3 separate regions of the Homo sapiens genome follow, and regions 1 and 2 are each linked to region 3. The links are chromatin contacts, found by Hi-C or POLR2A ChIA-PET in ENCODE. All regions are on one chromosome and are shown on one strand. Each heading gives the region's core, a stretch centred on a gene start or an enhancer-like site at or near the end of the contact. The rest is flanking DNA. Distances are from core to core; before and after follow the strand shown. Region 1 overlaps HERC3 (HECT and RLD domain containing E3 ubiquitin protein ligase 3). Region 2 overlaps HERC3 (HECT and RLD domain containing E3 ubiquitin protein ligase 3). Region 3 overlaps PPM1K-DT (PPM1K divergent transcript).

Region 1 (2,700 bases), core at 1-2,500, 290 kb before region 3:
ACTTCTACCATGGTTAGAAGCAAGCACAGTTTGGGAATTGAAGCTTTTGGACGTTCTGCTTTATAAACCTCATTTATCAAACAGCAGGAAAGCTGTTACATATGGTGATGGGCATTAGGGAAATGCTTAGACTGAATACAAAGTGCGAATGTGAATTGGATTAAATTACCTGCAAGAGGGAAACTAACTCAGGAGAAAGTAAAAGGAACCAATCACAGAGATGAATCAAATAGAGTTGCACAGAAATGTTAGAGCTTGCTTATAAATTGTTACCCTTGGGCTCTGCTATAAGAAGATTTCCTGGTATGTCTACAGAGAATTTTAAAATTTAGCAGAGTCAAATTAGATTACACTAAATAACTGCCCCTACCACGGTTCTTGTCTATTCAAGATAGGGAGAAAGATTAGAAGACACTTATGTAAGTTCAGATATCCCTAATAACACAGAGATTAGCTTACCCTAAAATCCCAATATTAGAAATCAGAGTATGTATGAGGAAAGGAGAACTATTCATTTAGCTGAAGAGTACTGTTTACAATGTGGCTAGGTAGGAATATGAGAGGCATGGTAAATTAAGGTATTTATTGAATCCTTTCTATGGACAACCAGTCTCTAGTTTAATAAAAGAGCTCAAGATTTACTTAATGTCCACTTAGTCACTTATAAAAAATAACATTCAGGAAAAAAAAGCTTATGTTTTGTTTGCTTGCTTTATTAAAAAAAAAGTGGGGAAGGCACACAAGACTTCCTAAAATGCCAGCTCTGTAACTTTATGTCTTAGAAAATTATAAAATAAATTCATGGACAAAAACCATAAGGAAATTAGTAATAACCCTATGATGACTCCAATCACAAAAACTCTGTCTGCTTTGTCGGGGAGGGATGAGGTATATGTCTGAATGCAAAGGTGAGAATGAAGGAGAGAAAAGTCATGTGAGAGAGGAATGTGCAAAAGACTTATAATCCAATACTTTTTTTTAAAGCTGGAAATTGAGTTTAGATGGGGCTTAATATACTACATCTGAAAAATGCTTCTGGGAATCACAGGCCTCTATGCCCTTGGCCAAATCACAAATGAGTCATGGACACACCTAAGCTAGAACTCTGTGTGCTGCCTGACACACTGGGAAAATATCTGGGGCCTGAATAACCAGGAGTTTCAGAATTTGATGTATCTTTGAAATGCCTCCTTCTTACCACACACACACACACACACACACACACACACACACACAGTTGGTCACATAAGGGTATTGCTAATGTGAGAAGTACAGAAATGAGAGTACAAAGAAACCACAGTAGTCTCAGGGTCAGCAACAGCAATAGTTAACTGTTACATATTCTTAAGAAGGAAAAAAAGGATCTCCAAAACCCTTAGAATCACTGAGAGGTGCTTTATATCACTGCTCTGGCACATCTACAGAATGCATCCCAAAAAAATGAATTGATGTGCCTTGCAGCTGAACCAGTTAGAGACAGAGTGTATAACATGGTATATGATGACTAGCAGGACAGAATCAAGGCACACATTAGAAGACTTGTCCAGGTGCATCTCCTACACCAGTACCTTCTTTCAACTTTCCTTCCCCTCAGGAAGGTCAGATTATGTGGCTCCCAGGGTTGTTTGCATTTTAACAGGAAACAAAGTTTCAAGGCAATGAAATAAATTCTCCTCCAGACTAGTGCTAGATGACCATACCCATGCTGGTGGACACCCTGCTAGGACTAGAAATATTAACAAGTCCAATCAGCAAAGTAAGTGTTGATGGTCAGGCATTACTCCATTCACAGCCAGTACTGCAAAGCAAGAAAAAGAAACTTAAGTTTGCCACTTGGGTTCAAAACTCTGTAAGCCACTTGGAGTTGGCCACCATGGAATTAACTCCTTCAACTCACTTCTTCACACTCTCAAAGCCTTAGAGGAACAGTCATACACTCACTTTTTAAAATCCTTCATATTTCAAAGTCAACCAATCTGGGCAATGATACCAAGCTGAAATCACAGACCTGCCCATAACCCCCAGAAAAATCCTCTTTTAAGGAAGGGGCCTTCCATCATGTTCCCTTCCCAAATACCACAGAAGCTACTTGGGGGTAGCATTCCTGTGGGCCAAGACCAACAGATACCTGTAACAAACTAGGCCTGCCACAGACTTCCCTTCCATGTCTAGCAGCTCTCCAGGTCATGGTTCTCAATAAGCAAACACAGAAAACAAGTTCATTCTCTTCTTCCCACTCATTAAAAACAAACGCAAATCATATCCAGATTTAGAACACACCTACCAACGAAAAAGTTAAATGGAGAGAGGGAGGCACCCACCCACATAATCTTTCCATTCAAAGAGGCATTATTCCAAGCTGCTATGGAGTTTATAATTAACAGACAAGCTTAACCAACAACAGAAATTTCTGGAATCTCTTGTAATTTACACTACAGCCTGCCTTATTCCAAATTTAGATCACAAGCATGGGCTGGATTCCGAGGCTGAATCCCAAAGCCTTCTTGGCACACCTCTAGCTTGGGATTCTTGCAGTCACTCAGCCCTGTGGGGAGGGCGTCTGCAGGATGACTGAGGGCCAGCTGACCCAGTATGCAGACAGACGCAGTGCGGCTGCTTTGCCAGAGCTCACTCACATCCAGAGGCCCAGCAACACCTACCATTAGCTCCTTGGAGCTGCATCAGGAGGCTGTGCTAGAG
Region 2 (2,700 bases), core at 153-2,652, 340 kb before region 3:
ACTTTGAATCACCATGGGAGCGTTCAATAATCCTGATGACCAAGTCATACTCCAGACCAATTAAATCAGAATCTCTAGAGTCATCAGTATTTTGTAGAGCTCCCAGGTGATTCCAGTAGGCAGCCAAGGTTAAGAATCACTGTTCCAGGAAAAAGAAGATTATGAGATAGACACACACACAAACACACACACATGCACACACAATTCTAACAATCCCAACCACATTCCCTCTTCAATTCTATCCAGGGAACAAAACGACAGGAAAAGGAGATGCTATGGTTTACATTCACTAAATTCCCAAGACCTAGAATCAGTGTAGCAAAGGGGTATCTGAATATAACTCCTTCCCTCCCTTCTTTCACCTAAGGCCTGGCAGTAATGAATGAGTCAGCCTTTTATAAAAATAGAGGCTATGGCCGGGCGTGGTGGATCACGCCTGTAATCCTAGCACTTTGGGAGGCCGAGGAGGGTAGATCACTTGAGGTCAGGAGTTCAAAACCAGCCTGGCCAACATGGTGAAACTGGTCTCTACTAAAAATACAAAAAAAATTACCCAGGCATGGTAGCGGACGCCTGTAATCCCAGCTACTCAGAAGGCTGAGGCAGGAGAATCGCTTGAAACCAGGAGGTGGAGGTTGCAGTGAGCCGGGATCACGCCATTGTACCCCAGCCTGGGCGACAAAGCAAGACTCCATCTCAAAAAAAAAAAAATAGAGGCTGTAACTATACAGGTGCTTTTTCTTGGTTCTTTAAGTGATATGGTAACAGGGTAAGCATATGATTTGATCAGCCTCTGTATCTAAATAATCATCTCTGGTTAATAGTTTAAGTAAATGTGCATAGGTTTCAGTTTCAAAAGAAAGAGCAACATCTTCTTAAGTAATGTTTACTTTCCTTTTTCTTTGTGATCTTACACTTTTCATGCATACCTATCCCTCTTTCCAGTTGTTTAAACTTTAACCTGCCCTGCCTCTCTAATAGTATGCTACTTCACTTCCTTCTCATCAGTGTGTTGTTTTCCAGGCCCAAGGTGTTGATTACAATAATAAAAATCAGTTACATATATCAGATACTATATTTACAAGAGAAAACTAAATTTCATGTTAAATTTCACAGGAAAATTAAAGTTGGATACTATTGAATAACACTATTCAATACTAGTTTCTAGGGGAAATAAATACTTAAAACTCTATTACTTATGGACAAAAACTGATTATCCTCCACAGAGTCAGTGCCTTTTGTATTTTGTTTTATTGACATCTTGAAGAAACAAAGAAAAACCTCAGCTTCCTCAGGATTTCTCTGTAATACACACTCTGAGGCTGGGTCTAAAATAAGTCTAGGGCAGCAGTTCCAAATCACGCCAGATGGTAGCACTAAGCCACCTTCTTCAGGCACCTGACCTGGAAAATAGCTAATCATCAGCTTTAGCTGTCCAGCCTACAGCCTCGGGCTCCACCAGGATTTTCCAACCTAATCACAGAATCAGAATGACTAGAAGGCAAATACTTTGTGTACTTAAAGATAGCTAAGTATCAAACTAATAGAGAAAGTTTCCAAGACAGAAAGAGCCCCTGGTTTCCACAGTTGCTCATTATCTTCCCAGTCAATTCTGACTCCTTTTTCTTCACTAACAGCCCATTCCCTTGCTCCTCCAAGAGAGTATAAGGATCCATGCACCACTCGGAGCTGGTCCTGTTGAAATGTTTGCTGAATAAAAGCAGGAAGGGTGGGGAAGAAGAGAAGAGAGGAGAGAAAGCACAGGGGAAGGAGTCCAGCACTGACAACAAATCTGTGGAGTTTTTCCAGACTGAATTCCCCCAGCAAGGAAGAGTGGAAGGAATTCGAGCCCTGTCACAGAAACCTGGATCCACACTCTACCTTCAGGCAGAAAGACAATGTCACAGTGTCTTTATCCACTATAGTGATGCAGGAGACAATGGAAGGGAAATTTTGGTGTCATGTCATAAGCAGATTACAAATAATAAAATACATCTGAAAATTGTGGTACCTCTTACATACATATATATACTCAATCACATCAAACAAAGAAACCCACCAAGTTCTCAAACACCTAGCATTTGTTGCCACTTAACAGGGAAGAAAAGAAATGGAAAATCAAATAATGCCAAAGTAAGCACCAACTCCCTAGGCATCCTTTACAGAGTTTCTGGAACAAGTACAAATATAAATAAATAATTTCAAATTATAAATTAGAACTCCATAATTCCAGGAGAATTGTTGGCACTTCAAGGGAGCCAAATGGAGACAACTTCTTCCAGATTTAGTTTGCTTATTTTAAAAATAACATAGGATTGGTAGAAACAAAGAGTAACATTGCTCTTTATGTTGTAATTACTTGTTAAAAGAAATGTTGGTTCACTATTATTCCTTCCTGGAAATAAGAGTCACAAGAAAAATTTTACCTCGTATTTGGAGCAAAGTACAAAAGTCTGGTCTCCTCCAGAGAAGATCTGCTTAACGATATGATATTTAAAGCGATCTGTCAAAAAAAAAATTCCGAAAGCATATTTTTCATTAATTGAAGTTTCTCCTTGATCCCCTTTTCTACTGTCGCAGAATACACTTCAGAGTGGGTACCTATCCATTTTAATTGTGTCACAGAAGTAAGAAATCTTCTCCCCTGGCTCACTGCCTAGGACTGTTTCTACTTCAATTAAAAATAAATATATAAAATGG
Region 3 (2,700 bases), core at 108-2,607:
TTCATCAAACTGTTGCTTGAGGCTACCTTGGGGAATGGGACCAGGGAAACATATCATTTTGACCCTATATGCTTTTTCACTGCAAGACCTCTTTTTTGGATGAGAATGTGTTAATTTTGTACATTTTTAAACAAAGTTTGTTTTTTTTTTAAATAGCAGGTTATGCATTATGTAGAGAAAATAGCTATGTTTGAAATGGAAAACTAGCAACAACCGTAGTAATAAAATATAAAGAAATATAGTAATCAAAAAGAAAGAAAGAGATTGCAGGAAGTCTGGAAGAGAATACATCCAAAATGTTAATGGTGCTTATATGTGACAGTAAGAGGAATTTTTTAAATTCTGTATTTTATGTTTGCTATAGTCAACATGGATTCTTTTCATTATCACGAAGACTTTTTAAAAATTACAACATTTACATACATATGATGATCAATTTTTTGTACTTTTATGATATTTGTTCCTACATGGGTCTTTAAACTTGACTAGATGGCAAGTTTCAGAATGCAAATCATAAATTACTTTTAGAACAGATCCTATTAAAAAAAAAAAAAAAGACAGGCCAAGCGCAGTGGCTCACGCCTGTAATCCCAGTACTTTGGGAAGCCGAGGCAGGCAGATCACGAGGTCAGGAGTTCAAGACCAGCCTGACCAACATGGTAAAACCCCATCTTTACTAAAAATACAAAAATTAGACGGGTGTGGTGGCATGCACCTGTAATCTCAGCTACTCAGGAGGCTGAGGCAGGAGAATCGCCTGAACCCGGGAGGTGGAGGTTGCAGTGAGCTGAAATCATGCCACCGCACTCCAGCCTGGGTGACACAGCGAGACTCTGTCTCAAAAAAAAAAAAGACAAAATCTTTGTCAGTGATGCATGATTGGTTTAGTTTCCTTTTCAAGATTATTTAGAAAAAATATTTAGCTGTGTACACGGGCTGCTTTCCAACATACAGGGAGATGCTGTTTGAATACTCCTGCAAAGTGTCTGAAAGCAAATATTTAGTAAGTATTTCAAAAGAATTTCAAACCTCTTCTGGCTTCCTATCTCTGTGGTTTCTCTTTTCAGTTGAATATCCCTGAGACACCACAAACAAAACAAGTGCCCAATCAAATCCACTGTCTTAGCTTCTTCACATTCCCAGACCTCTGTTCTCCTTCCACCTTTCCCTGAATTGAAAGCAGGGCTTGTTTGCTCCAGAAAAACAAACAAACAGAAAGATCTGCAGGGGACTTCACTTCTCCTAGGAGGGTGCTAGGCCAGGACGGCCACATTTCTCAGAACTAAGGGGAACAGAAACTGTCTGGTGGAAGGAGGAAGCTCTCAAGAACAGCACAGCAATAGCCCCGAGGAGCAGGGAGCACTTGGCAGCCAGGGTGAGTGTGAACTTTGAGAAGGAAGAAAGATGTTTAAAGGTGATTTGTAGGAAACTTTGCCCTTGTAAAGTGCTGCATCCCTCAGCCCCACTCCCAGGACAGCACTCCACCTCCATCTTCACCCCAGGCTTCAAACAAGGCAGTATAAAAACTGACTGTGTTTGAAGTCAGACTCCAACACTTAGTGGCTATATCACCTTGGTTAAGTTAGTTCACCTCTCTGTTCTAATTTCCTGAACTGATCTCCTCATTTGTAAAATGGAATATGGTCCTGCCTACTTTATGAGGTTTTTGTGAGGATTAACTGAATTAATCCATTAATATAACCAAAACAATGACTCACTATGATTCTAAGAGCTATTTAGCCATGCGTGAGTTAGCTATTGTTTTTCTGGGCTGTCAGAGTTCAACAGGTGCTGCTTTGAATGTACTTTGAGCAAACTCTAGCTCAAAAGGAATCTTGTAGAATTTGAGATACTATTTTGATTGTTACCATTATCCACTCAGTCACCCAATCACTCCTTTAACCCCTAGACTTAATCAAGCTCTGTTGATTCATACCCCTCAATAAGTCTCCTCTCCAGTGCCTCAATTTTTGCTTAGATCACTGCAAGAGCTACCAACATTTTTTTCCTTTCTTCAGCAACTTTCATCCTCGATGTGGAAGGAAATCAAGATATTTTACCCCAAAATATATTTCTTTGATATACTTTGAGATGACTGCCAGAGGGCCAGCAAACGGAATTGGCCCTACAAAGCTGTCTTTCCTGGGGGAAATTTACATCTGTAGAGAATCTATATTCATGCAGCCAGGATTCCCTTGTCAGATCTAGGAAAGATTAAGAGTCTGACACCTTTAGAGGTGAGAGAATTTGGTAAAGGTAAGAAGAATTTGTCATCTATTCTGTCTGCTACCCATGAGGTTTCATCTATATAATAAGGCCAACTTTGCTAGGCAGGCCTCCTGTTCTGTCTCTCTCATAACCTGTTTTGCCACTAAAGCCTAGTTTACCACCATAGCCTGTTTTTGGCTGTGCTCTGAATCCATATTCTTTCTGTAACCTCGAGGTGGAGGGCTTTCATTTTGAAGGCCCCTGTGTCATGAAAAACTATGATCAAATAAATTTGTATGCCTTTTCTCCTATTAATCGTCTTCTTGTTAAATATTTTCAGCAAACCTTCAGAGAGTGAAGGGGACGCTTTCCCTTGCCTTCAACAATGTCCTTCAAAATGGCACCAGATCCATATGCATTACTCCCCAGCCTAAGCCCCACTGCGTTTGATCAATAACCATTATTTTGTTTTCAACTCAATGTCTTACCCTC

What was found. A loop is a pair of places that touch in the nucleus more often than their neighbours do. ChIA-PET counts read pairs that join two places held with the same protein, here RNA polymerase II (POLR2A). Pooled maps may share reads with other maps.
Region 1: a pooled map shows a loop between it and region 3 (6-fold over the local background). The contact joins two enhancer-like sites. A Hi-C loop is called at or near these places in 3 of 37 single-sample maps with no recorded cell type and 3 of 50 pooled maps. POLR2A ChIA-PET finds 5 or more read pairs at or near these places in 1 of 52 experiments (activated T-cell).
Region 2: a loop to region 3 is called in a pooled map, with 2.8 times the contacts of the local background. The contact joins two enhancer-like sites. A Hi-C loop is called at or near these places in 1 of 168 maps with a recorded cell type or tissue (posterior vena cava) and 1 of 50 pooled maps. POLR2A ChIA-PET finds 5 or more read pairs at or near these places in 2 of 52 experiments (OCI-LY7 and activated T-cell).

Annotation. Positions count from the first base shown.
Region 1 is chr4:88,610,826-88,613,525 of GRCh38, reverse strand. The region is part of intron 3 of HERC3 (HECT and RLD domain containing E3 ubiquitin protein ligase 3); the gene reads right to left. Among named protein-coding and RNA genes, the nearest start is that of HERC3, 20 kb to the right of the region's middle. Within about 2 kb of position 1,250, at least 14 of the 41 ENCODE cell types and tissues checked have a DNase peak (open chromatin) inside an H3K27ac peak, as active enhancers do.
Region 2 is chr4:88,658,218-88,660,917 of GRCh38, reverse strand. It overlaps HERC3 (HECT and RLD domain containing E3 ubiquitin protein ligase 3), which reads right to left. Exons shown (of 26, transcript NM_014606.3): 10 at 2,427-2,503. Among named protein-coding and RNA genes, the nearest start is that of NAP1L5, 38 kb to the left of the region's middle. Within about 2 kb of position 1,402, at least 5 of the 41 ENCODE cell types and tissues checked have a DNase peak (open chromatin) inside an H3K27ac peak, as active enhancers do.
Region 3 is chr4:88,319,453-88,322,152 of GRCh38, reverse strand. All of the region lies in intron 3 of PPM1K-DT (PPM1K divergent transcript), which reads right to left. Among named protein-coding and RNA genes, the nearest start is that of PPM1K-DT, 36 kb to the right of the region's middle. RefSeq lists an enhancer at 1,235-1,314. Within about 2 kb of position 1,357, at least 16 of the 41 ENCODE cell types and tissues checked have a DNase peak (open chromatin) inside an H3K27ac peak, as active enhancers do.